Regions from separate parts of the Homo sapiens genome. Here region 1 is linked to region 2. Evidence: chromatin loops called from intact Hi-C (ENCODE). Cell type or tissue: sigmoid colon. All regions are shown on one strand. Each heading gives the region's core, and the rest is flanking DNA. Links, peaks and the distances in the headings are about the cores only. Region 1 has its middle 220 kb from the start of SORL1-AS1. Region 2 has its middle 290 kb from the start of SORL1-AS1.

Region 1 (16,010 bases), core at 3,276-11,275, 69 kb after region 2:
ATTCTCTGGAAAAATCCTTAAAACGTCATTAAATGTCTGACTTACGAAGAGAAAGAGATGTGATCCCTATAGGCCAGCATGGGTTCATTATGAATAAGTCAAATCCACTAATCTTATTTCTGTTTGAAAAGGCTTATCAGACAAGTGAATTAATGTGATCATACAGAGGTCATATATATTTTTTGTTGGTTTTGTACTCTTCTGGTGATTTCTTTAAAGAAATACAGACAAAATGAAAATTCTGTTATGTAAGCTGATTAAACCTGTATCAATGGCCATGATGGAGTAACTGGTACCAGGTTTGCCCTCCTATAGTAAATAACTTAAAAACTGGACAAAAAAAAACAATTATTTTCAAACATTAGAAAATAGGCAATGCTGGACTGCGATCTCTGAGAAAAGAGATGCAAACTAGATGAGCTATAGAAGAGGATGGGCATTCTGTCTGGAAGCATTTTCAAGGCCACAGCAGACAGGAAAGGAGCCCAAGCAAAGCACAGCATTCTTGCTGAATTGAGGAGGCAGAAATCAGAGTTTGAGCAGGCAGGGGCAGCTGGAATTTATGAAATAGAATACAACAGAGCAGGAATTCTACACAGGAAAAGAGCTCCAGAAATTTGCATTGAGTCTTTTATTAAGTATTAAGCTGCATATTTTCAGACAGAAGCTCTATGAGGCCAGGAAAACAACAAATATTGGGGAGTGGTAAACTAAACAATTTCCAGAGCTCACATGGGCTGGAAGATAGTTAAGCTCCAGCCAGCCAGCATGAAGAGAGTTCATAGAACCTCAGGGCATTTAGCAGAGACTACAGAAGAACCACACCTTAGCAGTAATAAGATAAAACTACCGTGAGGGTAAAGACTATTCTAGACCCAAGTTTTAAAAATTTTTACACAAATCTCAACACAGTCAGTGTGATCCACAAGTAACTTAATAGTCTGCCAAAACAAAATTCACCGGTCTTTAAAGGAAAACAACAAAATCCAAGACACTCAACAATGTAGCTTTCACAATGTACAACACCCAATGGACACCCTACACCAGAAATGGTTAGATATGGAACCCATAGTCAGTTTAAAAAAAAAAAAAAACAGGCAATAAGAACAGTGACAGAACAGATAGAAATTATGAAAGTAGCAGACAACAACTTTTAAATGGCTAATATAAACAAGTTTAATGATTTAAGAGAGAATATAAAAGTATAAATTAAAAATATGAAAAAAAATCAAAATGGAACTTCCAGAGCTGAAAAATATTATATCTGAAATAAAAAATTTACTAAATAGACTTACCTAAAGCAGACTAGACATTGCAGTAAAAAAGACCAGTTCTGTTTTAAGAACTTGCCTGAAGTTCTTTTAGGCAAGGCAATAGAAATTATCCAAATTGAAGCAGAGGAAAGAAAAAAAGAATTAGAAAAAAAATGAACATAACATCAGTGACTTTCAAGACAAGAGGAAGCAGTCTAGCATGTGTGTAATTTGAGTCCTAGAAGGACAAACATAAAATATTATTTAAATAAATAATGGTTACAAATTTACCAAATTTGATGAAAATTATAAATCCAGAGATCCAAGACACTCGACAAAGAGCATGTAGAATAAAAATAATTGGACACACCAGAGTGAAACTGTATAAATCAAAGATAAAGAGAAAATTGCAAAAGCACTTAGAGAAAAAATATATACAAAGAAGCAAAATAATACTGACTGCAGACTTTCCAAAAAAAAAAAGTAAGCCTGAAGGAAATTGAATGACACTTTTAAAGTGCTGAAAGAAAATGGTCAATCCAGAATTCTATATCCATTGAAAATCTGTCTCAAAAATGGAGGCAAAATAAAGACATTTTTTTAAAACAAAAGCTAAAAGAATCTGTCATCAGCCTATCTGCATACAAAAATATTAAAGAAGTTTAGGCTGAAGGAAAATGACATCAAATGGAAACTGCGATCTACACAAAGAAATGAAGAGCATCAAAATGGTAAGTGTATGAATATAAAATATATTTAAGTGAATTTAATTAAAGACATTCTTTTCAAAAATGTAAAACTTTCCCAAAAAGCAAACTCCCACCTCAGATGGTTTCCGTAGTCAGTTAGTTGAAACTTACAAGGAAAAAATAATACTTTTTTCACAGAATATTTTTTAGAAAACAAAAAAGGGGAAACATTTGCCAACTCATTTTATAGGACAGTAATAATGTGATACCCAAACCAAATAATAAAATTACAAGAAAAAAATTCAAACTAATATCCTTCATAAATATAAACACAAAAGTGTTAGCAAAATATTCGCTAATTAAATTCAGCAATGTATAAAAATCATAATGCATCATAACCAAACAGGATTTATACCAAGAATGTAATACTGATTTAACATTTGAAAATCAGCCACTGAAATTTGCCATAAAATTTTGCCACAAAATAAAGGAGAAAATTACATGATCATCTCTATAGATGCAGAAAAAGCACTTGACAAAATTCAACATTCATTCATGATAAAAACTCTCAGTAAACTGAGACTAGAAGCAAACTTTCTTCAACCTGGTAAAGGATGTCTATGAAAACCTACAGTTAACATCATACTTAATGCTGAACACTAAACTCTTTCCCCCTAAGGTTTGTAACAAGGCAAAAATATAAGCTCTCACTACTTTTAGTCAACTTTGTACTGGAGGTTCCAGCCAGCGAAATGAGAAAAGAAAAAGATATAAAAAGATAGTTGTTGGAAAGAAAGGCGTGAAACTGCTATTATTTAGAGGCAATATCACGTACGGAGAAAATTCTAAGGAACCTAAGAAGTCGTTGAAACTAAGTAAATTTGGAATATCAGAGGATGCTAGGTCAACACACAATAGAGGATGCTAGGTCAGAGGATGTTAGGAAAGAGTCAGTTATATTTCTATACACAAAATAAAAAATAATATTTAAAAGCAATATAATTTGCCATAGCATTCAAAAACATGATATAATAAGGGATAAGTATAAAAATCTTTTCAAGACCTGCACACTGACAATGGCAAAGCAAAAACATTGTTGAGAGAAATTGGAGAAGAAAGCCAAGATATGCCATGTTCATGGATTGAAAGACTAAATGTTATCACTCTCCCAAATTGATCTATAGGATCCGTATAATTATTTATTTATTTATTTATTTATTTATTTTGAGATGGAGCTTCACTCTATTGTCCAGGCTGAAGTGCAATGGCACAATCTCGGCTCACTGCAACTTCCTCCTCCTGGGCTCAAGGGCTCAAGTGATTCTCCTGCCTCAGCCTCCCGAGCAGCTGAGATTACAGGTGTGCACCACCACGCCTGGCTAATTTTTGTATTTTTAGTAGAGATGGGGTTTCACCCTGTTGGCCAGGCTGGTCTCAAACTTCTGACCTTGGGTGATCCACCTGCCTTGGCCTCCCAAAGTGCTGGGATTACAGGCATGAGCCACTGCACCCAGCCAGGATCCATATAATTTTGAGCAAAATTATAAAAGTTTTTTTTTGTAGAATTTGACAGCTGGTTCTAATATTTATAGGGAAATAAAAAATCCATAATGTATAATATAATTTTGTATAAAGAACAAAGTTGGAGAATTTATGCTGTCTGATTTTATATTTACTAGGAAATGACACTAACCAGTGAGGTTTGTGCTCACACATTGGTGTGAGGTCAGGCATACAAATCAATGGAGAGTATATAGGGTCCAGAAACAGACCCACACTCATATCTGGTCAGTTGATTTTTCAACCCTTTGGTCAGTTCATTCAAACAGTTGAACTGCCAAGGTAATTCAATGGGGGAAAAAGCAGTCTTTTCAAAAAACTGTGTTAGAATAACCAGATGTTTGTGAAGAAAAACTTAAATCTTGGCTTTTATTTCACATCACATACAAAAAAGTAGCTCAAAGTCCGTCACTAAATTCAACTTAAAAGTTACAACTACAAAACTTCAAGAAAGAAACAGTAGAAAATGTTATCAATCTCAGGGTAGGCAATGATTCCATAATAAAGGCAAGTAAAGCATTAATCATATAAGAAAAAATAATCAATTAAGCTCCATCAAAATTAAATATGGCTGTTCTGATCTTTAATACTATTAAGAAAATAAAAAGAAAAGCTACAAATCAGGTGGAAAGAAAAACAAAACAAAACAACAATGACATTATATATATATATATATATATACACACACACACATAGGGAGAGAAGAGAGAGAAGCTCAACCTCATTAGTAATCATGGAAATAAAAATTAATTGCCCAATAAATTATCACCGCACACAATACCAAATGTTGGCAAGTATGTAGAACAACTGGGACTCTCAGCCAAGGCATGGCAGAGATGAGCTGCAAACTCCAGGTGAGGGCTAGACACCGAATAGATCTGTTTACTGCATCTCCAGCAAGGCATGGGAGAAGGCTTCAAGGGCCCTTTCCCAGCTCATGCCGCCAGCACTTTGCACCTGCTTACAAAGAAACCAGGAAGCCAGAGTGCATACGTATTGGTGCCTAGGACTCAGGGTTCAGGGTGCTAGACAGGCAATGCAAGGTGCACTCTCATACACTGCTGACAGGAGGGTAAAATCTGACAACTACTTTGGAAAACTGGCAGTTGCTTATACAGTTAAGCATACACTTACCTTATGACGTAAAAATTCCTCGCTTAGGCATTTACTCAAGGGAAGTGAAATGAATGGACTCATACACAAGGACACACAGACTCACAAGGACTCATACAGGAATATTTGAGACTGAGTTAATCACGATAGCCAAAAACTGGACATAACCCAAATGTCCATCGAGAGGGGAGTGCATAAACACATTGTGACAAATTTACACAGTGGAGTATTCTTTAGAAATAAAAAGAACAAATTACTTATATATGCTACCTCATGAGCGAGTCTCACAAACATTATGCTGAGTAAAAATGGCTGGATACAAATAGTACATAATGTATGATTCCACTTATGTGAAACTCTAGAACAGGCAATACTGTACTAATCAATAGAGACAGAAGACAGAGCTGTGGTTGCCTGGATCCAGGAAGGGGTGAAAAATGCACACAACGCGACATGGTAGATGGCAGAAATGTTCCGTCTTGACTGTGGCGATGCTTGCAGGGGTGCATGTGTTGGTCAAAACTCATCAAAATGTGCACTTTAAATGGGTTCATTTTAATCTATGTGATTTTTATGTAAATTATACCTCAATAATATTGACTTTCAATAATCAAAAAAAGATTCTATAAAATGGATTAAAAGTACGGGGCTTTGTTCTTGACCTTGCCCTGTTCCACGTTTTCATATGGCAAGAAATCCTACTTATTAGATTTACTGGTGGCACTTAGTTGTGAGAGTTTCTTTTATTTGTTTATCCAACAAATGTTCTTTAAGCATCCATGTTGTGGTAGATATTTAAGACAATAATGATGAAGAAAAGAATGAGGTTTCTATTCTCATGGTATTACCGTCTTATAGGGGAAGCAGACATTAATTGAACAAGTAGAATGTATGATTTCAAGGTGAAAGAAGCTGAACAATTCTATGGGACCACATACAAAGGGACCTGGCCTAGCCCAGGAGAGCAGGGGAAGCCTCCTTGAGAAAATGACCATCCAGTTAGACGCTTAAGGATGAGTAGGTATGACTTCATCCAATTGGGGGAGGGGATGCATTTTGCATTTGCAAAGTCCCTGTGTGGGAGAGGGAAGCATTTTGAAGGAAGTATAGGAAGATCAGTGTGGTTGGAACTCTAAGAACAACAAAGCAAGATGAAGTGCAAAAGGCAGGAAGTCATATCCAAGCCATGTCCTGAGAACCATGAAAAGCCAGCCAGGGGTCCTACGCAGGAGCAAGAGTATTAACCAAACAGTCTGGGTGAGAGAATTGGCAACTTCTGCTAGGCCGATGGCAGTGGAGAGGGAGGAAGTGGATGCATTTGAAAAATAGCTAGGAGGTAAAAAGGACAGTTAGTGAGGGATTAGATTTGGAGGATGAGAGACAAGGAGGTGTCAAGGATAACAGCCAGCTCTCTTCCTTGGGCAACACTGAATGGAAGCATCTCCATTCTATATGAAGGTAAAGAGGCACTCAGGGGATTTTGAGGCAAAGATGAGGAACATATTCAACCTCACGTACCTAGAGGATGCTGATAGGAAAAAGTCCAGATTACTCCACATGGTGTCCTGAAGTTTGGGACATCCAGGCTGGAAGTATGGAGATGGCACCCATCAGAATAGAGCAAAACCTTTGGGAGGATGAGGTCACAGAAACAGAGCTGTAAGGAGAGAAGAGTAGATCCTGTAACAGAGCCCAGAGGAGAACCAGTCCTTAAGTGCCAGGCCAGAAAGAGCAGGGTCCACAAAGAACAATGAGAAGGAGTGCCCAGGAAGTGGGAAGAAAAACAGAAAAATGTTATACTGCAAAAACCAAGAGGGTGCAGCTGGGGATGGCATCCCTTCTAACTCAAGGTTCCAGAACCATGCAGAAGGTGAGTGGGAGGGTAGTGATGGCAATGTCTAACATGATTGAGTGCTTACTGTATACCCTGGCACTACTCTAAGCTCTTTATGAGAATGATCTCATGTCATCACAACAGTGGCATTGCGTAGGAAAAGGGATCACACTCATCTAAGATCTCTCTGCCAGAGCCAGGATGAATACAAGACTCCTGACTTCTGAGCCAGTACTCCTTGCTCCTCTTGCCTTTTCACTGGCCTAGCCTACCTGGCCATCTCTTTCTCCAAAACTGCCCCTCAGGCTAGGTGACCTAAGTCTTCTGTACCATGGGATGTGATACTCATCAAAGATATTTGAGACTTCGGACTTCAGGGTCTTCTTCCTGGCCCACGTTGAAGCCAGCTGACTCTGACCAGAAGGGGAGGCCACTGTCAAGCAAGTCACCAGAGAAAGAGCATCTACTCCTGCAGGAACCTGGTGCAGCACCCCGTCCACCTACCCACTTCGGGATTCCTCCTTTATCACGCAATTGATGGCACAATTTCTGCAGGAAAATTCACTGTCACTGCAACCTGCTGTGGGTGGATAAAGGGGAATATCTCTAGCTCTGCACCAAAAGTGGCCTTCCCTGCACTCTCCCCATTCTTTCACTATCCCATCCCTTAGGTTGGCATCATTCTCTTTCCTTCCCAGGCCTTATATAGTCATGAAGTTTCACAAGAACTCAGGCTGACTGTGACTGTCTGCCAGCACCTCTAACCACTCTACTGCCAAGGCATGGCTGAAGCAAGCTGCAAACTCCGGTCAGGGCCAGACACCAAATAGATCTATTTTCTGTGTCCCAGGCACCCGAGAAGGCCTCAGGGGCCCTTTCCCAGCTCATGCCGCCAGCACTTCACACATGCTTACAAGGAAACCAGGAAGCCAGTGTGCATAGGTGCCGGTGCCTAGCACTGAGGGGCCAGGGTGCTGGGCAGGCAATGCACAGTGCCCGTGGATGCCTGGCAGGTGCTGAGCACCCACCCTTCTCCCGCTTGCTGCCTGCACAGGCTGCAGTTCTTTGTGTCTGAGTTTCTGCTCCCTGTCTGCACTAGACTGGGTGGGGTGGGGAAGCCGGAAGTGTCAAATCAGCATCTGGGTCTTGAGAAATGCCTAGAAGTGGACATTTGCATTAGAAACTTTGCCCGTTTGGACAGAACAAGTCTGCCTGTGCAGTTGTTTTCCTCTCCTGGCCTCCTTCCCTCCCCCGCACCCACTCCTTATCACCTTAGCTCCCCTTTCTGATTTCTCTACCAACCCCCTCCCTCCCTGGTCATCTGGATCTCGTTGTTCTTGCATTTCCCCAGCTGCCTGTCTGCATTAGCAGCCCTGCACGTGCACAGACACACACGTGCTCCCGGCACCCCCACCCTGTGGCTCTTTACCCCAACAACCCCACACCTTTTGCAAATTCACAAGGCAATTCCTTCCTTGGCTCCAGGACCCCCTTAACAGAATGGATTCTTTATTCCAAAGTAGGAATAGAAAGGGCCTTGGGTATAGTTAACTTGAGTGAGAGAAGCCACCAGGAAGGGGTGCATTTTTGTATGGGAGAGTGGGTGGGCGGCTTGTGTGGTTTGCAGTATTTTAGTCCTTTCTCAAAGACTATACCATATGAACAATCTACTTCTCCACTTCAGGGGCTTCCCTAAATGAAGACTGTTGAAAGGAACATATAGGGAACACCCTTAACAAAATGTGTTTCCCTCACTTCACCTAAAGGCCTTTTGCTGCATTCAATTACTGTTCATTTTATATTGCTTATGTTAACCAATGTGTTGAAAAAGATCAGCAAAAATCTAAGACATTGTCACTTTAAGAATCTAGACTAAAACACCTTAAATGAACTCTGAAGCAGACAGATGAAAAAAAAAAAAAGCCCTTCTCTGGCCCTTGCTGCTTTTGCCATTATTCATGATGTAATTTTTCAGGTGTTAGTTTGGCAGAGAAAGATTGGAACAGAGCTTGTTGCTAGGACATGAATGAAGAAGAGGGATCCCATTGGTTCTTTGGGACTTGGCAGAAACCAATGGGAATGAAGGGGATGGAGGGGGGAAAAAAGCCACCAAAAGGAAAAAAAAAAAGACTCTCCCGGCTGGACTATTATTGCGTTTTCTATGTTAAAGTGGGGTATTGTAAATTTATGGGAGGTTTCGTTGGTCTATTTTTTTAAGGTGTAGGTGGGTAGTGGTGCTCGATGGACCAAGGCTGAGAATGAGCAATTAAGAGGCAGCTTTGTTCAGACTGTCCTGGGTTTCACTAATAGCTCACTGTTACTGGCAGTCTGGAGAGGTATGCAAACGAGGCCGGGTACATTTCACACCCTCGCCATGCTGCCACACACCGTTTGGGGAATACAAGTATACTAGAGCTGGAGGCAGGGATGAGGGTGGAGGGGCACTGGGATGCTTCCTCCAGCCTCGAGATTAGGTGAACCCCAAACAACCTTTTACAATGTAAGTGAAACTGCTCTGTGTGTGGAAACGAGGGGCCCAACGTGTTCCCTGCCCAACGCTTCTGAGCCGCCTCCCAATACGCTGCCCTAAGCATTTCACTGAGTCAGGGCAAGATGTGGCCCAGCGAAACCTCTAGTTCTGATAACAAGCATGTGGGCTCATGTGTTATCAGTGCAGCAGAGAATGTCACTGGGACTTCCAGACGGAGGCTATAAAACGTTCCCCCACTTAAGCCGTTTGCGTTTCAGCCTCCCAGCTAGCAAAGTAAGCAGTTCTGTGTGCCAGTCATGCTTAGCTGCTTGATTCTAGGCAGAGCCTTGCAAATCTGGGCAGGAAGAGAAATATCGATCTCCACAGGTCCCCCTCATCTCCTCCATTGACTGTGTAGACTTGACAATCATTGCGGGGCCTCCGTTGCTATATTCCATTGTCTGGGCTCCGGCTGTAACCCACATCTTTTCTTTAATACATGGGCAGGGTTTGGGCTGAGTGACTTGAAACACACACACATAATAAATTGACTTCTATTGGGTTATAGACCTGGCCAGTTTATTTACACCCTGGAGGGGGCTCAACCTCTGCCAGATTCCTAACATCAGAGATTTTGTGGCTGGAGTCCAGCAACATAAAAGGATTTCTTTTTGTAATCGGAGCACTTCCTAAGACCACAGGCAGTTTCAACCAATTAACATCTCTGATTGCAATAGAAACATTTTAGGAGACTCACAAGGACTAGGAAGGTTTTCATTCACAAGCCTTTATTGAATCCATAGCATCCAGGAATTGATCTGATTATTGATTTATGATGATCATCCAGGAATTGATCTGATTATTGATTTATTTCTTGCTGATTTCTGTGACTTCTCAGGTTGTTGGCGATTTGGGAAAAAGGAGGGTGGGGTGTGGGCAGAAAACGGGAAGAAATGAAACAAAAAGGGAATTGTTTTTAATAGGCCTGTCTTGTTCTTTCAGCCAAACGAATCCCACGCACTGTTCATGTCCACCCCTCAGCATTGATAGAAAACATAGCTCCAAGTACAGAGCTTAATTGCACTCTTCAGGTGACAGGTAGCTTGTGTGCCTCAGTTCAAAGCCAAAGTCCGGGTTGAAGAAATCTGATTTCAGACAGTCAGCATTTTAAAATAAAAGCATTCACCCTGAGCCCCAAATGGGAGGTCTCTCTGCAGCTTTTTCATTTGTTTTTAACTCAGACTGCTTAACAAAGCTGTCTCACCCAAACTAAGCAGAGCCTTCAGAGCCTGGTGCCAGGGAGGGTAAACTGTACAGGAATGAGGTTGCAGGCAGCCTCCACTGGGGAGTGGGGAGCTGAGCAGCCACCAAGGGGGACAAACAGGTCCCCGGAAAGAAGAAGGAAGGTGGCAAGGCGTCTCTTTCCCTATATCTCAATGTATTAATGAGTTATTTATTAATTAGGAACCTTTCTATATTTACTGAGGAAAATGTGTGAAAATCATAAGATCTGAGCTCTCCCTTTCATGGAAAAAAAAAAAAAAAAAAAAAGACAAAAAAGACTATCAGACCAGTTGAAGAAGCAATACTAGAGCTCTGTCATTTAAGCAAAAGGGATTGTATTCAAAGCCAGGCTCTAACTTGAAGCCTCCAAATATCCAACTTATGTATTATTAACTGCATAAAAGCGTTGTCATTCCTGGGTGCAAGAAATTAACAAGGGCCCCACAAGTTAAGAGAGCTGCTTAGTGACACCCGATCAACCTGGGTCAGGAACCAGAAAGGAGAAAGGAACACCTCCCACTTGGATCAGAAAGGACCCTCCACCCACGAACAGACTTTAGAAATGAGCACATTTTCATTGCCACTGCGTGACCTATAAGCTAATTATGTTTTCCTGCAAGGGAAGCAAATTATATTGATTGTACAATAAAAGCTATTGTCATTCCCAGTATATTCATCATGACTCAGAAAGATGCAAAAATATTGACTTGCTCTAAATAGCATTTTACTTTTGTCTCCAGACAACAGTTTTTAAGGCATAGCATGACTAGAGATGATTTTGTTAACCAGTCATGGGGAGTGAAAGGGACGGAGGAGAAAGCAGTTTATGGGCATAACCTCGTCCACCATTTGTGAATGACAGAGAACTCTAAGGAAAAGCATACACATTTCCAAGTTCATGAAAGAGTTAACCTTGGTTATTACATATATATTTTTTAAATTCCCTAAAACTCCCAATAGTATGCACCGTAACAAGAAAATAACGAAGCCCACTGACATCTTTGAAAAGAAGGTGATTAATTAAAGTAATTAGGCTGCACTGAATTATTAAAATATGAAGTCTTCTGCAGGGACGACAAAAAAAGGCAGAACATTTTTGCAGTTCAAAAATTAAAACCATATTCTGGTTCATTAGCTGAGACGGGAACTCACACGCTTTAGCCTACAATCTTATTCACAGATGCGTAAGTGTCTAATATTTCACACCTTTGTAATGGCCTTTGTAAAAATTTAAAAAAAGAAAATACAACAACCTGACTTTAATTATTTTATTGCTTGTAGAAAAGAGGCGATCTTTTGAAAGAATGGCAATGAGCCTTTCGGGTTTGCTTTGAAAATGCCCCAGGCTTTGAAATGCCAGGTGTGTTGGGGCCGTGACTAGGCTCAGGCTGGGGACAGTGAAGGGCAAGGAGACACCTCTTAACACATTTCTTGGCTGTGTCTTCAAAGTGGTCCATGTCTCTTTCCCTCTGACTCAATCAAACCGAACTCCTTAGTGTGACTTTAAAATCCCTTACCACGTTGCTTTGCCCTACCTGTCCCCATTCTATGAAACCTACGCCCAACGTAGTCAAACAAATCTCACTATCTTGCTCCAATCCACATGTATTTCTTCTACCTCCTCAGCGGGCTTGTCCCTTGCCTGGAAAGTCCTTTATTTCTCTCTGATATGATCATAGCATCCCCATCACTCAGAATCCAGCTCAAGTCCCCTTCTCCTCTTCTCCCATGTCTTCACACTTTAGGGACCTGGGCCATTTATGATTTAATTACGAATCTGATCATGTCACTCTCCTCCTTTGAAGCCTTCCATGGTGCACCCTGCCTTCAGAGTAAATGTTCGGGTGCCTTAGGCTGGTGTTCATTGCCCTCTGGAATCTGGACCTTACCTGTAACAGCACCCACTCTGGAGTCAGATGGCCTCAGGGACAAGCTTAGCTCTGCCTTATAGTACTACTCTGGACTTGGGCAAATTAACTTAAATAATACTTAAAATCTTTGGGCCCCAGTTTCGACAAAGGACTATTGAGATGACTAAATGAGTTACTATACGTGAAGCACTTAAAACCGGGCCTAGCACATACTTGGCACTCAGTTATCATTGTCCTTCATATCCTTCCTCCTCATCTCAGATCCTGCCCTCAAGCAAACTATTTGCTGTTCTATGTTGCTTTTCTACCAGCATGCCTTTGTTCAAAGACTCTATCAAAACCTACCAATCCTTCAGGCTGTAATGCCATGTTCTCCAAAATCCTGTCCTGGATTCAGTCCCACCAATCTGTCCAGTCTCTCAACTAACTCAGCACTTTATCTGTATCTCTCTGATGGTGCTTAGCACCATCTGTTTTGTGTCATAGTTTTGAACAGGAATTGAGGGTAGGGACTATATCTATCTTTATATCCACTCCCACGTGTCACAGAAACTGTTAGTGTTCATCAAATATTTCATGTATGCTATATTAAAGTTCAGCCACAATATGGGGAGCTCCCATCTGTATGGGTCCCTGAGTGACTATGTGGAGCAGACAATTCCTTACACCCTTGTTGGATGTATTATCTGAGCAAAATTAACCCTTTGTTGTGTTAAAGCTTTAAAATCTGGGGACTGCTGTTACTTCAGCACAGCTTAGCTTATCCTGCCTATTTTGACACCCTACATTTTCGACACCTGATATAGGAAATTTAGCACATAGCAAGTATTTAATATTCAAATGCCAAATACATCATATACAGAACTACCTTTTTTTTTTTTTTTTTTGAGATGGAGTCTTGCTCTGTCACCCAGGCTGGAGTGCAGTGGCACAATCTCAGCTCACTGCAACCTCCACCTCCCTGGTTCAAACAATTCCCCTGTCTCAGCCTCCTGAGTAGCTGAGATTACAGGTGCACGCCACCACATCCGGCTAATTTTTTTGCATTTTTAGTAGAGACGGGTTTTCATCGTGTTGGCCAGACTGGTCTCAAACTCCTGATCTCAGTCAATCTGCCCGCCTCGGCCTATCAAAGTGCATGGCATGAGCCACCATGCTTGGCCCAGAATTACTCTTTTTTATGAACCTGTCTAATCGTTTAGGTAGTTCAGTCCAACTTTAAGCATTTTGTTTTGACTCCTTACCTAGAATGCACACCCTTCGTGGGTTTTCTCTGTTGTCCAAAGCACCTAGCATAGTACTGGACATGTGCTTAGTAAGACCTGTTGATTAATGGGTCAGCCTCAGTCCACCAGTTCACCAGAAGTCAACTCCAACTGAGACTACAAATTGGTAGTAAAGGCTCTGATGATAGCTGATTCCTCTGGAGCTACTTCTGGCTCCACACTCTATCAGGGTATAGTGGGATGATGGCCATGCAGTGAGGTAGCTGTTCCAGCTCCAGAGACGACAACTCTTTGGTGGACATAGAGGACAAAAAAGATCAAACTGGTTTTCAGTATTTTTTTTTACCCATACCATATTAGTCAAGATTTTGCTAGAATTTTGCTAGATAGTTTATATTATAAACATTCATTTTCTAAGCAGGAATGTATAATGAATATATTTTTCTGAAAAACACTAGATTTTTTTTTTCCTCCTTTGCCCACTCTGGAGATTCTGATATCCACCAGATGGGTGGATATCGAGTTGAAGCCCTGTTCACAGTGCAGCTTTCTACCATCTTCATCCAAGATGGATGAGCCAGGTAATACATATGATGCCTCCCACCCTCAAAGAACTTCTCCCTGTGGTGGGAATCTGAAGACCCAGGTTCAAGTCCCAGATCTACCTAATGGATAGCTCATTCCTTCTACATCTCAGTTGCCATCTATAAAAAGGTAAAAGGTGAGGAGGAGCAAGCTATTCCACTCTCCTTCCTTTCCCTGTAGGATTATTCTAGTAAAGATTAAATAAGATACAATGGGAAGTTCTTGGAAATAAAAAGACATGAACATTTTCCTTTGGGCTTTTAAATAAAATCCCCTGTCCCCTAGAATGCTCACATGCACTTACCTGTTGGTGGCTGTCACAAGCATCTGGGGCATATGAGATAGTTTATATAATCCAATCCACCTTCAAGCATCTTATTTTGACTATTTACCTAGAATGCACACCCTTCATTGGTTTTCTCTGTTGTCCAAAGGACCTAGCATAGGAGCTCTTATCTGAGCACCTGATGAGAAGACGACACTCAGAAATCTCGGTATCATGCTCACCTTCACTGTCAGGGTCATCAAAGTTGACACAGAGGGAAAGATTAAAATATCTATAGAATAAAAGCAACTCAATTCAGAAGAAGGGTAAATTTTGGAGTTTCTCTACTGACTGGAGTTTAAGAAAAAAGCTAAGAGGGTTAAGAGGAGGCAAATTTCGTCAGTTCAGCTGGAGAAAGCTCTCCATTCTGAGGTCATGCTCTGAACCAAGATGCCGTCAATCCAAGGTCACCCACCCTCAAAAAGGAAAAACACTGAAATTCTTTTAGAGCAGGGAGAGTTCAAGAATAGGCACTATCTGGGCTGAGATGAACTGACTGAGGTAGGCTCTTTTCCAGGATGTCAGAACATTGTACAAAGAGAGCATCCAGGGATTCAGGTAATTACCGTCACCCTGACTTGGAAAGTCCACCAATGATAGACTATGCCACGGGTCCCAGCATCTCTGAACTGCCCTCTTAATTGGTTTTATCCTGTGCCAGTTACTCTCAAAGGCTCTAAATGCCAGTTTGCCCTGTGGGGCATTGCCCCTGAGTGGACAGAACTAGCTCAGAGCTGCCAGGGCCACCTGGATGTCAGGCTGCTCTGAACCACTACATGGGTAAGGCAGGATATCCCAAAAGGAAAGGGCTGGCTGAAGGCGACCAAAGGAAATCTCAGCCAGGAAAGATAGGCTTTGTCAGGTCACTGCTTAAAATGCAACAGGGAAGCAAAGCTGGTCTCTTGAGCCAGGTGGGAGCCAAGGCTGGTAATTAAGAGGTAAGAGACACTGGAGCCAGCGGGCTGGGAATTAACTAAGCAGATGGTGGAGGTGGAAGTGCAGTTGCTCCCCAGCCAAGTTCCCTTGTGCACAAATGACATTGTTGGGTACGTGTCCTACCAAGGGCTCCAGCTCTTTGACACAGCAGTGCGACTGTCCTGCCTCCTGCTACATGGAGACACATTATACCATACCAGCTCCTACACTGTTCCGAAAGCATGCTAAAACAATGCTATCTCAGCCCCCGAAGCCTCAGCTTTAAGGGTATTTTATTCTCCTGCTTGGCCTTTGAGATTCCTTCCTTCCTTCCTTCCTTCCTTCCTTCCTTCTTTCTTTCTTTCTTTCTTTTTCTTTCCTTCTTTCAATTCATTAGACAATGAGCAAGCACCAATTATGTGCCCGGCTTTGTGCTGTGCCCTGCCGATTCTAAGATAAATGTGATTCCTGTACAGTCTGAACTTGAGCTGGACTTGGAAAATGGGTCTAGTCAGTGAGACAGACAAGTAAATATGTGCATGAAGGTGACATCGTTTCTAGGAGTGAAACTTTACATGGCTGACCAGTGCTCCCTTAACACTGTCTGCTCTGGGCTTCAAGGATAGCACAGTCACCTGGTTTTCCTCCTAACTTAGTGACGCCTCCGTCTCAGCCTGCTTTGCTGGATCTTGTTCCTTCATGTCTCAGAAAGTCCTGTGGCTTATTCCCTGGTCCTCTCTTCCCCTGAGTGACATCCAACACAGTGACTTTAAGGACCATCTATGTGCTGACAATTTTCAAATTTATAGTTCCAGCCCAGTTCTCTTCTGAGCTCAGTTCCCTACATCCAACTTCTCTCTGACATCTATGTTTGGATACCTAATA
Region 2 (16,010 bases), core at 4,359-12,358:
GCTGATTGATGTACATCAATGATACACTGACGTCAAAGAAGACGATATAAGCTGAGTGTCATGGACGCCTATAATCCCAGCAACTCGGGAGGCTGAGGCAGGAGTATCCCTTGAGCCAAGGAGTTCAAGACTAGCCTGAAAAACATAGTGAGTCCCCATCTCATAAAATTTTTTTTTAAAAGAGACAACATACAACATAGACTATACTACCCATTGTATAAAGGATAAGGTTAAAATGTCTTAACCTATAGATACTTGGGGTGAAAATTAGACAGCCTATGTTTGATTACTTATTTGGTCTAAATTCAAGGGTCACACTTAAACTGATTTTTAATGAGATTGGATTAATAACTAGAAAGGCAAATAAACTTGAAGCCAATGGACAATAGATCTATATGACAGTTTATGATCCGGGGATAGGATGTATATTTCTGGGCCTTGAAGGGCAGTGTTTTTCAGAGTGTTTCCTCCTAAAATCTCTTGAGAAATGCAATGCTCTCCTTTTCTCCCATGTGTGAACCAAATGAGGTGGTACCACACCCTGTCTGCTATCACTTTTTATTTCGAGTCCCAGCTCAGAAAAATGTAACCTTTGTTTTTGTCTCTCTTTTCCTTTACAACTTCGCTTTCCCATCCTCCTTCATTCTCTCATTCTGGTCACCTTCCAAGGCTTCATTCTCTACTCTCTTTCCTATGTACTAATCTCCAATGATTACCTCATCTACCTACACAGTTTTGATTGTGAGCAGATGGTTCCCGTGGAAGTATTTCTGGCCACAACTACTTAATTTCTAAATCAAAATCCTAACTGTCTACTGGACACTTCCACTAGCTATCTCAGCAACTCAAACACATATCTAAATAGAACTTAACTTTTTCTTTACCAGCCATATTTACTTAAACAGCTCTTGATCCTCACTTTCCCCACTTAGTTTGTGATAGCACTCATCTTCAAGTTTTTGCTTCCTAAATCTGAATATTCACTCAGTTCCTTCCACTTTTCCTTTTTACTGTCTTCTGCCTATGCCTCATTTTCACCAATTGCATCCTAATAGAGATCTTGAAGAGGATAACACATTCAATAACCAACAAAACTTACATCACTATATTGAAAGTTGAGTCTGGCATGATGGCTCATACCTGTAGTCTTAGCTACTTGAGAGGCTGAGGCAGAAGGATCATTTGAGCCCAGAAGTTTGAGACCAGCCTAGGCAACATAGAGAGACTGTCTCTCTCTCTCTTCCCTCTTTTTGTTGTTGTTTTTTTTTGTTTGTTTGTTTAATGAAAGAGAGAAAGTTGAAACAGGCAATAGTATGGAAAAAATTATAGTCCAAACTCGCTGTTAAGCATAGATAAAGCCGTGCTAAATAAAATATTATTAATAGAAAATCAAGTCAAGCAATGAGAAAAAAAGACATTATGATCACGTTGGGTTTATACTAGGAATTCATATATTGCTTAACATTAGAAATTTGATTAATATAATTCATTACATTAACAGATTAAAGAAAAAAGCTATATGATAATACCCATAGATTCATGAACACAGGAAAAAAATTGAAAATTGATAAAATTCAACACCCATTTGTGATTTAAAAAGAAAAAACTTAGCAGCCTAAAAATGGAAGGAAACTTTGTACTTCTACCAAAAACTTCCCTCAGACATAATTTTTAATGATCAAATGTTAAAAGCCTTATAAAAAAGATAAAGAAATTTCTGCTACTGACACTTCTGACCATATAGACCAATAGAGGTCCTATGCATGACAGTTAGAACAAGTCAAAGAAATAGCAGGTGTGAAGGTTGAAAAGAAAAACAAAACTGTTAGTGCTTGCAGTGAATATGATTTTCTATGTGAACAATAAAATAAAATAATCTACAGAAAAATAGAATTAATAAGAGCATTCAATAAGATTGTTGGATGTAGAACAAATACACAAAAATGAACTGCATTCCCTTATAATTTAAACAAAAATGTTAAGATGTAATTTGAAAAATAGTACTTACAATACCCAATATAAAGTACCAAATAATCTCATAGAAAATGTACAAAATCTTTAAGGAGAAAATAATAAAATATAATTGAAATTATTAAACAGATCTAAACAAATGGAAAGAGGTATCAAGTTTATGGATAAGAACACTCAATATCTTAAATATGTACATTCTCCCCAAATTAATCTAAATAAATCAAAGAAATTTCAATCAAAACTTTAACTGAATTTTTCATGGAACTTGAGAAGCCAGTTTCTACAATTGTATAAAGGAGCGAACAGCCAAGGAAAACTAAAAAAAATGTCTTGGAAAAGACTTGCTTTAAAAGACTTCAGGACTGACAACACTGTGGGATTGCAAAAGGGATGGACAAATCAAAAAAACAACAAGCTGTAGAGCTGAAAAACAGATCTGTGTATATGAAGAACCTTCATATATAATACAGGAAACATTGCCAATAAGTAGAGAAAGGATGGGCTATTCAATAAGTGATGCTAGGATAACTTTTATACATATGAGAATTTTTAAAAAAGGATTTCTACCTAATTTCACATCCATTAAAACCCATTTGCAAAGAGGTATGAGTATAAACAAACTTTTTGGAAGTACTTATAGAAGAATATACTTATGACTCTGAGATGGGGAAGAATTTCTAAAAGACTCCAGGCATAAAATCTTTGTCTTAGTTTGTTTGTAAAGAACATACATTTATTCTCACAGTGCTGGAGGCTGAGAGGTCCAAGATCAAGGCAGCATCTGAGAGCCCAGTCTCTGCTTTCAAGATGGCAACTTGAATACTGTGTCCTCTTGAGTACAAGTGAATGCTGTGTACATGAATTCATGTACACATGAATATAAGAAATACTGTGTCCTCATACAACAGAAGGGGGGAGGCCAAAAGGGGCAAACTCCCTATGTCAAGCCCATTGATAGGGGCACCGAATCCCATTCATGAGGGTGCAGCTCTCATGCCTCAGTCAAGTCTCCCAAAGGCCACATCTCCCAATACTATTGCACTGGGAATTAAGTGTTGGTTGTTTCTTTATTTTTTAAGATGGGATCTGTATTAGTGCATTTTTACGCTGCTGATAAAGACATACCTGAGACTGGGTAATTTATAAAGAAAAGAGGTTAAGTGGACTCACAGTTTCACGTGGCTGGGGAGGCCTACAATCAGGCAGAAGGCAAAAGGCATGTCTTACATCGTGGCAGGCAAGAGAGAGCTTGTGCGGGAAAACTCCTCTTTATAAAACCATCAGATCTCATGACACTTATTTACTATCATGAGAACAGCATGGGAAAGACCGACCGCCATGATTCAATTACCTCCCACTAGGTCCCTCCAACAACACATAGGAATTGTGGGAGCTAAAATACAAGATGAGATTTGGGTGGGGACACAGCCAAACCATATCAGGGTCTCACCATATTGCCCAGGTGGGTCTCAAATTACTGGCCTCAAGTGATCCTCCCACCTCAGCCTCCTGAGTAGTTGGGATTATAGGCACATACCACTGTGTCCAGTGGAAATTAAGTTTTAACATGCATTTTGGAGGGGAAGAAAGCATTCAAACCATAGCATTCCACCCCTAGCCCCCCAAAATTCATGTTCTACTCACACAGAAAATACATTCATTTCATCCCAATAGCTGCAAAAAGTCTTAACTCATTCCACATCAGCACTAAAGCCTAAGTTCAAAATCTCTTCTAAACATCATACGGGTCACAGTCAAGATACAATTTATCTTCAGGCAAATTTCCCTCTAACTGTGAGCCTGTGAAATCAAACAAGTTACATTCTTTCAAAATACAATGGTGAGACAGGTATACGATATATGTCCCCATTCCAAAAGGAAGAAATAGGAAAAAAGAAAGGAGTAACAGTTCCCAAGTAATTCCAAAACCCAACAAGGTGAACAACATTAAATCTTAAGGCTTGAGTATAATCTCCTTTAACTCCATGTCCCGCCTTCAAGACATACTGGGGTAGGGGGTGAGCCCCCAAGGCCCAGGCAGCCCTACCCCCACAGCTTTGCAGGAGGCAGCTCACACAGAAGCTCTCAGGGGTTGGAGTCAGGGGCTTGTGGCTCTCCCAGGCTGGCACTGCATGCTGGTGGCTCTACAAGATTGAGGTCTCAGAGTGGTCCTGCTCCCACAACTCCATTAGGCATTGCTCAAGTTGGTGGCTATCAGTGGTGGGCCTGTCCCTGTAGAAAACCTGGGCTCTAAGGCTGTCTGAAACATCCTTTAAAAGTCTAGCTGTAGGTTGTCATGTCTCCACAGTTCTTGCACTTGGTGAGCTTGCAGAGTTTGTATCATATGGACACCACCAAGGTTTATAGCGCCTTCTAGAGCGATGATCCCAGCTGCATTTGTGCCCACCTAAGCCATATTTGGAGTGACTGAGGAGTGCATGGTGCTAGAATACGAGGAGTAGAGACTTAGAGTGACCCTGGGCAGTGGGTTTTGAGCACCCTGAGCCCCTCCCTGAAAACCACTTTGCCCTCAAAGCCCTGGCACTCAGAGCATGTGATAGATGTGGCATCCTCAAAGATCTCTGAAATGCCTTTAAGGTCATTCTCTTATTGTCTGGATGAATAGCACCTGGCTTCCTTCTATTCATACTCATCTCCTTATCAAAAGGTCATTTGGTCACAACCTTGGTTTTCTCTCCTAAACATGCTTTTTATTCTTTACACGAACAGGTTATGAATTCTCTGAATCTTTCAATTCTGCTTCCCTTTTGATTATAAATCTCATCTTTAAACCATTTCTCTCTTTTTGCATTTTACTATAAGCAGTTAAGAGAGACCATGTGGCTTTCTGAACACTTTGCCACTTGGAGATTTCTTCCACAAATATCCTGGTTAATCACTCTTCAGTTCTGCTTTCTGCAAAGTCCCAGAACATGGACGTAATTCAGCCAAGTTCTTTGCCGCTTTGTAGCAAAGATGACCTTTCTTCCAGTTTCCAATGCCTTTTCTTCATTTTTAAGACCTTATTAGAATGGGCTTTACTGCGCATAGTTCTACCAGCATTCTGATCATGACCACTTGAGTAACCTCTGAGAAGAATGAGGCTTACCTTACAGCTACCCTCCTCTTCTGAGCCTTCACCAGAATCATCCTAATGTTCTGTTCATGGCAATACTCCATGTTTACTTCAAGACTCTTCCAGCCTCTACCCATTACCCAGTTATAAAGCTGTTTCCACAGTTTTAGGTATTTGTAATAGTAACATCCTACTTCTCTGGTACCAATTTCTGTCTTCATCCTTTTGTGCTGCTATAACAAAATATCACAAACTGGGGAGTTTGTAAAACACACAAATTTATTTCTTACAGTACTGCAGGCTGGAAAGTCCAAGATCAAGGTGCTGGCAGGTTCAGTTGTCTGCTGAGGGCTGCTCTCTGCTTCCAAGAGGGTACCATGAATGCTGTGTCCTCTGAAAGGGAGGAACACTGTGTCCTCATGTGGCAGAAAGCGGAAGGGCAAAAGGGGCAAACTCCTTTGTCAAGGCCTGTTATAAAAGCACCTAATCCTATTCATGAAGATGGAGCCCACATGACTCAGTCTCCTCACAAAGGCCACACCTCACAATAATGTTACATTGGGGATTAAGTTTTAACATGAATTTTGGAGGGAACAGAAACATTCAAACCATAGCACCATAAAAGAAAAGATTAATTAATTTACCTATATTAAAATTAAAGTATTCTGTATGCCAAAATACAAAACTGGAGGGACTTTTGGTTGTAAAAAAATGTGGGGGGGGGGGTCAGTTATTTATTAAAAATAAATATAACACTGGACAAAATTGTTAAAATCAACCATGTGAAGGTTCTGGAAATCAATCAAAGATTGACAACTAGTTGAGAAGCATTTATTCCTGTGACGTGACTAGAGCTTCGGATAAGAACAGCAGGAGTCTCTACTCTTCTTGCTTGAAGCTGCCCTCATCCCTTGCCCCAGTTTGGTTGGTGAGAACTGTGGTTTTGCCGGTGCTAGGCTAAGCTGAAAATCCAGAAGTCTTGCTGCCAGAGGAAGCCAGCTCAAGCCACCATAGTGGTTGGAGGGGTGTTTTGAGGAACAAAAATCCAGGGCTTTTCCAGATAAAAATAGTTAATTATATAAGCAATAAATGGGGAGAAAAAACCCACAGTAGCTTGCTAATTTAAAATTGCAACTTCATTTGCAATAGTTGATCAGCCATAAATTTAATTGGGAGATCTTGGAAACAAGAAAGCCATAGAAAGGCCAAAATAAACTCTATTTACACATACTTTTGAGACTGGGAAACAGACTTGTGCCAGGGACACCCAAGACAGTCTGGAGATAAAAGCCAAGGGAGACTTCAGAACTGTTTGCAAGCCTAAATGGTTTCCCAACTCACACACAGATCAATCATCACAGAATAAAGCCTTCCCAAATCAAGCACAGTCTCTACCCAAACCATTGACTGACCATTAAGCTATGTAGACACAGGAATCTAGGATAAAACTTAAAGACTTGAGTAGACACATCAGTGACTAAATATCTTAGGGAAACAGTTATTTCTCATCCTCACCAACACTTAGTATTGTTCATCTTTTTTATTATAGCAATTTTACTGAGTATTTTGTGCTATCACATTGTGGATTTTATTTGCATTTTCTTATTGACTACTAATGATGTTGGGCATCTTTTCATGTTTTTATTAGCCACTCGTATCCATTTCAGTGAATTGCCTATTCAAATTATGTGGTCATTCTTTTAAAAATACATACACTCCTGGTAGAGATAAAAATGGTACAACCATTTTGAAAAATGTTTGGCAGTTTCTTAAAAAGTTAACCATGGAATTAACATACAACTCAGCAATTTCACTCTATATATCCACCCAAGGAACATCAAAATATATATCAAACCAAAAATGTGTACACAAGTGTTCATAACAACAGTATTTGTAATAATTTAAAGCTGGAAACAATCCAAATGGTCAACTGGTGAGTGGATAAACAAATAATGGTACAGCCATAAAATGAAATAGCATTCAGCAATAAAAAGAAACTAATGTTTTATTTAATATCCTGGATGAGCCTCTAAAACACTATTCTAAATGAAAGAAACCAGACGCAAGAGACAACATACTGTATCCCACCATTTATATGACACTTTTAGAAAAGGCAAAACCACAGACCCAAAGCAGATTAGTGGCTGGCTGGGGCTTGGTTTAAAGTAGCATTTGTGTTATATTCAAATGGGTCTCAATAGCTTTAAATTAAAGGGTAAATATACTTTTATATGTGTTCAGTGGGGCACACTGATTCCTGATCCTTGAAAACTTGTAAGGCCACCTTAGCTTATCATGACAGGAAAGAAGACCAATTATGTTATGGAGCTCAAAGTAAATATTTTGGCCCTTTGTTATTTAGTCTTAACGGGACACTCATGGCAAATGAGGTTAAAACGTGGTTGAATTTAAGGGTATGATTTAACTTTCTTCTATTACAAATGAATGTGAGGTTAAAAGTCAGGTTGGTCAGAGAGAACCCTGACCAAAAAAAGATTGTCTAAATGGACATGCCAGACCCAGATCAGAATTGGGAACCACACAGAGGCAGCAGAACTTTTGAGTAGAGTAGAACTCAGCAGACAGAAAAAAAGAGAATCTCATGCTCTAATCCTGGTCTGGTCACTAACTTGCGGTGTGACCTCAGAAAGTTCCTTCATAGCTCTAGATGTTTCCATGGACTCACTGATCTGTCCACTCTAGACCTGGGCTGCTGAGACTCATCTCTTTCTCAAACCTTAGTTGTTAACATCCCAGTGAGGCTGGTGAGACCCCTCAAAAAAGAGAGAGCTGTACTGGGTGTAGGAGAGAGAACTCGGTAACAATGGAGAATGGGAGACAGGGAATAAAGAAAGGAAGTAGAAGAAAGGGAACATATAAAAAGAATGCACTTAATTGGAGTGGTTTCATGTCCACGGAATCAAAATAATGCCTTCACAAGCTCATGAAGGTATGGATAAGGTAGGAAACCTATATTACAGTATTAACTCTTAGACAAACTAGCTGTATGACTCTTTTAGTTTCCATATTTTTTCTCTATAAAACAGGAGGTTTCGGCTAGATGGTCTCCAGGAAAAATAATATGATGAGTCTAGGTTTAAGGATAAATAGCACATAATGTATACATAAACCTTGAGGGATCTGGGAGGAACCAACACATGCTTCGAAGTGGGCACGGTTTCTATCTCAGAGCCTCCCCGTCCTCCAGAAAGTGGGCCCCTCCCTGTCAGACTTCCCAGACTGCGCTGGCGTCACCAAAGTGCTGCTGGGAATTTCTCTGCACGGCCCTGTTCCTAAATCAGCTCCCAGGAGATTGGAGGATGGAGGAGGGTGCCAGTTTAAAGCAGGTCTGATATGATCCAGGACCTGATAGGGTTTCAGCTGCCGGCTTTCTGGCAATTTGCAGAGAAATTAAAGAGATTCTTACAGAGGTTAACTGGCTCAAGTCCTAGGGAGGGGACGCTGTTGCTCAGAAAGAAACACAAAGACTAGATTCATCTTGTTCAAGAATTATAAATAGAACAGTCAGATTAGATTCAGCAGAGGAATGGGGGCAACACGAAGGAGCCAAGTTCTCTCCAAATAAAGAGGCAAGGCTCCAAAGACTCCCAAAGCTCTGAAACAAACATAGCAGGCTTTCAAAAGGGGGAAAAGGAAAGATAGGAAAGAAGAAAACTTCAAGAAATGGGACTTTTCTTTTAACCCACAACTCTTTTCAGGCAAGAAGGCAAAATCATCAGGTCCTGAAAGAGGTTAAAAGTAAATTATCACCCCATAAGGAGTCATTCATTGTAAAAGGAATGAAAATAGTTTACTGCTCTATGGAAAATGCAAGCTGCTTCCAAACTTTAGGTTAAAAACTTGGCAAAGGGAGTCTGACCTCTCTGTGCGTCTGTCTTGGAGATGTTTATCCAGCGGATGGAGATACTGAGATGGGCCTGGCTTTTCAGGTTTGTTTTTTTGTTCCACATAAGGTTTCCATCAGATACAGTCTGCAAATTGGTGCAAGCCAGGAGGCTGCTGGAGGAGAGGCCCTGATTTAACTGCAGCAGGCCCTGTCTAAACTAGAAAGAACTCTGCTTGGTAAGAACCAAGTGACGGTACACAGCCCAAGCTGAACGCAGCCCTGGGAGCTGGTGGAAAGCGTACCAGCTCCTGCTTTCCAGGTCTCCTTCCAGCACTAAATGCCATATGGTCTTAGACAAGTCACTTGACCTTGCTGGGCTACAGATTCCCCATCTGTTTCACAGTGAGTCTGGCTTCCACCTACATCTCAAGGTTGTTTTAAGGAATCATATAAAATGAAAAGTTCCGTAGAAATGCCTTTGGTAATGTAGGCAAAAAATAGTTCCCTTCAAGGAGGCCCTAAGTGCTTTCTACAAAACCAGAGATAATGGAGACTGCTGTCACATCAAACATTTCCTGTTCTCCACAGGATGTCACCTAAGTACCTCCAGTCTTCCATCTTCTAAAAGACAGTCTACAGAGGCAGTGAAACACAGGGATTAATAGCATGGGTTTTGGTTTAAGACAGGCTAGGATTTGAGCCCCTGCTGTTTCACTCATTAGTAGTATAATATTGGGAAATTTTCTGTTTGTTTCTCAGTTTACTTCACTGTTAAATGTGAACAATGCTGGCCTCCCAGGTTTTCTGTAAGGAATAATACAAATGGAGAATATGTAAAAACCACATAGCATGTGCTCAATAACAAGTGGCTATTATTTTTAATCATTACTCACTACCATGGCCACCAATTTTATTATCTCTGTATTGAATCAGACAAGCACGTCTTGATTTACTCAAATGACTCTAGCTGTAATTTAAGTCATTTTGTTTTGTTTCCTTAAAATATGTATGTTTTTCTTATTATAAATGTAATATATGGATATAATTCTGCTTCCAGGAAGATGAAGAGGGCATAACTTTCCATATTCTTCCTGCTAAGTATAACTAAAAGCACTGGACAGAATATATGTAAAACAAACACAGATGGAGAGAAAATGGTAGACCACCTGGGGACCTCAGGGCTCCCCAAAACAGCACAATGTCAAGTTTCTTGCATTCTCTTTTTCTTCATATATCCCATATGTAGAGCTGAAGCAGCCAGCAACCAGAAATACCAATGGGCACAGATTAAAAATAGCCTCCCTATCCAAAGGACCAAGAAAGGAGTGGCCTAGGAAGATAGAAAGCTTTTTTAGATAATAACCACTCTACTCCCACCAAAAGGCACAGAACCTACTGTGACCCCATCCCACTCATGCCAGCAAAGGCCAATGGGAAGCCTAGACTTAGAATTATATGACAAAGGTTTTTAAAAAGAAATGAGAAAAATGCTTCAAAAAACAATAACAAACACACCTTTTTTTTTTTTTTTTGAGATGGAATGTCACTCTGTCTCCCAGGCTGGAGTGCAGTGGTGCAACCTTGGCTCACTGCAACCTCCGCCTTCTGTGTTCAAGCAATTTTCCTGTCTCAGCCTCCTGAGTAGCTGGGACTACAGGCACGCACCACCACACCCAGCTAATTTTTTTTGTATTTTTAGTAGAGACAGGGTTTCACCGTGTTAGCCAGGATGGTCTCGATCTCCTGACCTCGTGATTTGCTCGCCTCAGCCTCCAAAAGTGCTGGGATTACAGGCATGAGCTACCACACCTGGTAACAAACACACTTAAAGCACATTTTTTTAAAGCCTCAGCAGAGAAATAGAAGATGTATAAAATAACTAAATAACTAAATGGAAATTTTAGGACTGAAAATAAATTAATTAAAATTAAAACTTAAATATAAATGGATTAATATCTTCAACTAAAAAAACAAAGATTACCAGCCTGGGCAACATGATAAAACCCTATCTCTACAAAATATTTATAAATTAGCCATGTGAGGTGGTCTGTGCTTGTAGTCAGAACTGCTTGGTAGTCTGAGGTGGGAGGATCACTTGAGCCCAGGAGGCAGAGGTTGCAGGGAGCTGTGATTGTATCACTGGACGCCAGCCTGAGCAACAGAGTGAGATCTTGTCTCAAACACAAACAAACAAACAAAAAAAAAAGCAAACAAATAAAAAATCCACAGATTAAAAAGAAAACAAATATGATTCAACTATGCTACCTACTAGATATTCACTTTAAATCCAGAAACAAATAGGTTGAAAGTGAAAGAACAGAAGAAGATATTCTATGCAAATAGTAACAAAAAGAGAAGAGTGGCTATTAATGCCAGACAAAATAGAATTAAAATTTTTTTTTAAATTACAGGAGAAAAACAAGAATGTCATATATTAATAAAAGATTCAATGCATCAAGAAGATACAACAATTATAAGCATTTTCACATATAATAACACACCATCAAAATATATGAACTAAAAATTGACAGAATCGAAGAGAGTAATAGTACAATGATAGTTGGAGGCTTTAATAATCTGTTCTCAGTAATGGATATAACAACCAGACAGAAGATAAGTAAGGAAACAGAAGACTTAAGCAATAAAATCAACCAACCAAATCTAACAAACATATACAGAATACCCTGACCACCAATGACAGCACATACCTTCCTCTCAAGTGCACATTGCATTCTCCAGAATGGGGCATATGTTAGGTCCAAAGTTAAGTGTCAGTAGATTTTAAAAGACAGTTATCTTACAAAGTATCTTCTCCAACCACAATAGGATGAAGCCAGAAATCAATAATAGACCAAAAATTGAAAAATGGACACATTTGTGGAAATTACACAACATAGTCTTAAACAACCAGTGGATCAAATAAATCACAAGGGAAATTAAAAAATATCTTGGGACAAATGAAAATGAAAACACAACACAACACAACATATCAAAGCTTAAAAACACAGTGAAAGCAGTCCTAAGGGAGTTACCTATAACCATTAACACTTATATTAAAAAGGAAGAAACATCTCAAATCAACAACCTAACTTTACAAGGTAAGGAACCAGAACAAGAAAAGAAAATTAAACTCAAAGCCATCAAAGGAATAAAATAACAAAGATTAGAGCAGAAATAAATAAATAAGAAAGAGAAAAACAATAGAGAAAATCAACAAAACCAAAAGTTGGTCTCTTAAAAAGATAAACAAAATTGACCAATTTTTAGCTATATTGACTTTATCTCTTTCTTTTTGTCTTTTTTTTCTGTTTTGTGGAGTATGGGGTCTCGCTATATTGCCCAGGTAGGTCTCAAACTCCTGGGCTCAAGCTATCCTCCTGCCTCTGCCTTCCTAAGTGTTGGGATTACAGGTGTGAGCCACCATGCCTGTGTAGCTATATTGACTTAAGAAAAAGGAAGACTGGGCCGGGCGCAGTGGCTCATGCTTGTAATCCCAGCACTTTGGGAGGCCAAGGCAGGTGGATCACGAGGTCAGGAATTCAAGACCAGCCTGGCCAACATAGTGAAACCCTGTCTCTACTAAAAATACAAAAAAATTGGCCAGGCATGGTGGCACGTACCTGTAGTCCCAGCTACCTGGGAGGCTGAGGCAGGAGAATTGCTTGAATCTGGGAGGCTGAGGTCGCGGTGAGCCAAGATCATGCCACTGCTCTTCAGCCTGGGCAACAGAGGGAGACTCCATTTCAAAAAAAAAAAAAGACTCAAATTACTGAAATCAGAAATTAAAGTGAGGACATTACTACCAATACTATAAAAATAGTTGTATGCCAGCAAATTGGATAATCGAAATAAAATGGACAAATTTCTAGAAACACAAAACCTACCAAGACTAAATCCTAGAGAAATAGAAATACTGAACAGACATAACTAGTAAGGAGATTCCACTGGTAATCAAAGAACTCCCAACAACAAAAAGCCCTAGACCTGACTACTTTAGTAGTGAATGCTACCAAACATTTAAAGAGCTAACATCAATCCTTCTCCAAGTTTTCCAAATAATTTAAAAGGAGAGAATATTTCCTAACTCGTTACATCAGGCTAGCACTGCCTTGATGCCAGAGCCAGATAAAGATACTACGAAAAACAAACAAACAAAAAAAACTATAGATCACTATGCCTAATGAAAATTGGTGCAAAACTATTCAACAAAATACTAGCCAACTGAGTTTAGCAGCATGTTAAAAACAGTATACATCATGATTTCTTCCTGGAATGCAAGACTCAACATATAAAAGTTGATCAGTGTAATTCACATTAACAGAATGAAGAAAAAAACAAGTGGAGCAAATACCACATGACCGTCTCAATTAATGCAGAATAGCATCTGATGAAATTCAACACCTCTTCATGGTAAGAATCAAACTAGGAACAGCAGAAAACTTCCTCAACATAATAAAAGCTATAATATAAATGAAAAATTAACAGCAAACATCATGATCAACGGAAAACAAAACTGAAAGCTTTTCCTCTAAGATTAGGAACAAGACAAAGATACACACTTTTGCCAATCCTATTCAATAAAGTACTGGAAGTTCTAGCTAGAGCAATTAGGCAAGAAAAATAAAGCCATCCAAATTGGAAAATATGTAAAATTACCTTTATTTGTGAATAATATGATCTTATGTATAGAAAATACTAAAGATTCCACAAAAAAAAGGTTAGAACTAAAAAACAAATTCAGCAAAGTAGCAGGATACCAAACCAACACAAAAAAAGACTGTGCATTTTTACAGACTAACAATGAACAATCTAAAAGGAAAATTAAGAAAATAATTCCATTTACAAAAGCACCAAAAGAATAAAGTGTTTAAGGATTACCTTAACCAAGGAGGTGAAAGACTTATACAATGGAAACTGTAAAACATTGCTGAAAGAAATTTTAAAAGACACAAATAAGTGGAAAGATATCCCATGTTCATGGTTTGGAAGACATAATGTTATTTAAGTTGTCAATATTACCCAAAGTGATCAACAAATTAAATGTAACCCTTATCAAAAGCCCAACAACATGTTTGCAGAAGCAGAAAAGCCCATCCTAAAATTCATGTGGAATCTCAAGTGACCCCAAATAGCTAAAACAATCTTAAAAAAGAACAAAATTGGAAGACTCAAACATTCAGATTTCAAAACTCAAGACAAACTACCGTAATAAAATAGTGTGGTACTAGCATAAAGACAGATGTATAGACCAATGAAACAGAATTTGGAGCCCAGAAATAAACCCTCATATATTGGGTCAAATTATTTTCAACAGGGGTGCTAACGCCTTTCAATGAGGAAAGGACAGTCTTTTCAACAAATGAATGTAAGCATGCAAGAGAATAAAGTTGGACCCTTACCTAACACCATATACAAAAATTAACTAAAAATGAATGAACTAAAACTATAAAACTCTTAGGAGAGAACCTAGGACAAAAGCTTTGCAACATTCTATTTGATAATGGCTTCTTGGGTATGACACCAATGACACAGATAATAAAAAAAGACATTGTATTTCATAAAAATTAAAAACTTGTGCATCAATGAACACTACTAACAATAAAAAGGCAACACACAGAATGGGAGGAATTTGGAAATCATATAAGGGATCAGTATCCACAATATACAGAGAATTCCTAAAACTCAAAAACCACAACAAAAAAGCAATTTAAAAATGAGAAATGTTCGCATGTTCTCACTTATAGGTGGGAATTGAACAATGAGAACACATGGACACAGGAAGGGGAACATCACACACCGGGTACTGTTGTGGGGTGGGGGGAGGGGGGAGGGATAGCATTAGGAGATATACCTAATGCTAAATGACGAGTTAATGGGTGCAGCACACCAACATGGCACATGTATACATATGTAACAAACCTGCACGTTGTGCACATGTACCCTAAAACTTAAAGTATAATAATAATTTAAAAAAATGAGAAAAGAACTTGAATAGACATTTCTCCAAAGATATACAAATGGCCAGTAAGCACATGAAATGATGCTCAACATCACTAATCATCAGGAAAATACAAATCAAAATAACCACAGATACTACCTCATACCCATTAGGATGGCTACTATTGAAAAAATAGAAAATAAGTGTTGGAGAGAATGTGGATAAAAGGGAACCACTGTACACTGTGGGTGGGAATGTAAATTGGTACAGCCATTATGGAAAACAGTATAGATATTCCTGAAATATTAAAAACAAAATTGCTATATAATTTAGCTATTCCACTTCTGAGTATATATACCCAAAAAAATTGAAAGCAGGGTCTTGAAGAGATTTGTACATCCATGTTCATAGCAACATGATTCACAATAGCTAAAACAGTGAAGCAACCCAAGTGTCCATCAATGGATGAATGAATAAACAAAATATGGTATATACATATAACAGAATATTATTCTGTCTTAAAAAGGAAGGACAATCTGGGCCTGGCATGGTGGCTCACGCCTGTAATCCCAGCACTTTGGGAGGCCAAGGCAGGTGGAACACAAAGTCAAGAGATCAAGACCATCCTGGCCAACCTGGTGAAACCCCATCTCTACTAAAAATACAAAAATTAGCTGGGCATGGTGGCACATGCCTGTAGTCCCAGCTACTCAGGAGGCTGAGGCAGGAGAATCACATGAACCTGGGAAGCGGAGGTTGCGGTGAGTCGAGATCACACCACTGCACTCCAACCTGGTGACAGAGCGAGACTATGTAAAAAAAAAAAAAAAAAGGAAAGAAAATCTGACATAAGCTACAACAGGGATAAACCTTGAGGATATTATCCTAAGAAAAATAAGCTAGTCACACACCCAAAAAAAAGACAAATACTGTAGGATTCCATTTATATAAAGTCCCTAGAGCAGCTAAATTCATTGAGACAGAAAATAGAATAACGGTTTGCAGGGGTTAGTGGAGGGGAGAATGAGTAATTATTGCCCAATGGGTATGGAGTTTTAGTTTTGCAAGATGAAAAGAGTGCTAGAGATGGGTGCTGGTGACAGTTGCACAAAAATATGAATGTACCTAATACCACTGAACTATACAGTTAAAAATGCTTAAGATGGTCAATTTTATGT

Evidence for each region. Hi-C counts contacts between places; a loop is a spot of excess contacts. Peaks named below come from ENCODE experiments on the same cell type or tissue, not always from the same donor. Only the 100,000 strongest peaks of a DNase experiment are listed, where the experiment ranks them.
Region 1: a loop joins it to region 2, with 3 times the contacts of the local background. A loop is called at or near these places in 5 of 110 quality-filtered maps.

The regions. Positions count from the first base shown.
Region 1 is chr11:121,664,523-121,680,532 of GRCh38, reverse strand. No RefSeq gene overlaps it. Among named protein-coding and RNA genes, the nearest start is that of SORL1-AS1, 220 kb to the right of the region's middle. RefSeq lists an enhancer at 7,579-8,079. In sigmoid colon, for the core only: no CTCF peak of the experiment used is centred there; DNase peaks (open chromatin) are centred at 7,212 and 7,830; H3K4me3 peaks cover 577 bases.
Region 2 is chr11:121,734,573-121,750,582 of GRCh38, reverse strand. No RefSeq gene overlaps it. Among named protein-coding and RNA genes, the nearest start is that of SORL1-AS1, 290 kb to the right of the region's middle. In sigmoid colon, for the core only: no CTCF peak of the experiment used is centred there; DNase peaks (open chromatin) are centred at 8,392 and 9,082; H3K4me3 peaks cover 651 bases; H3K27ac peaks cover 587 bases.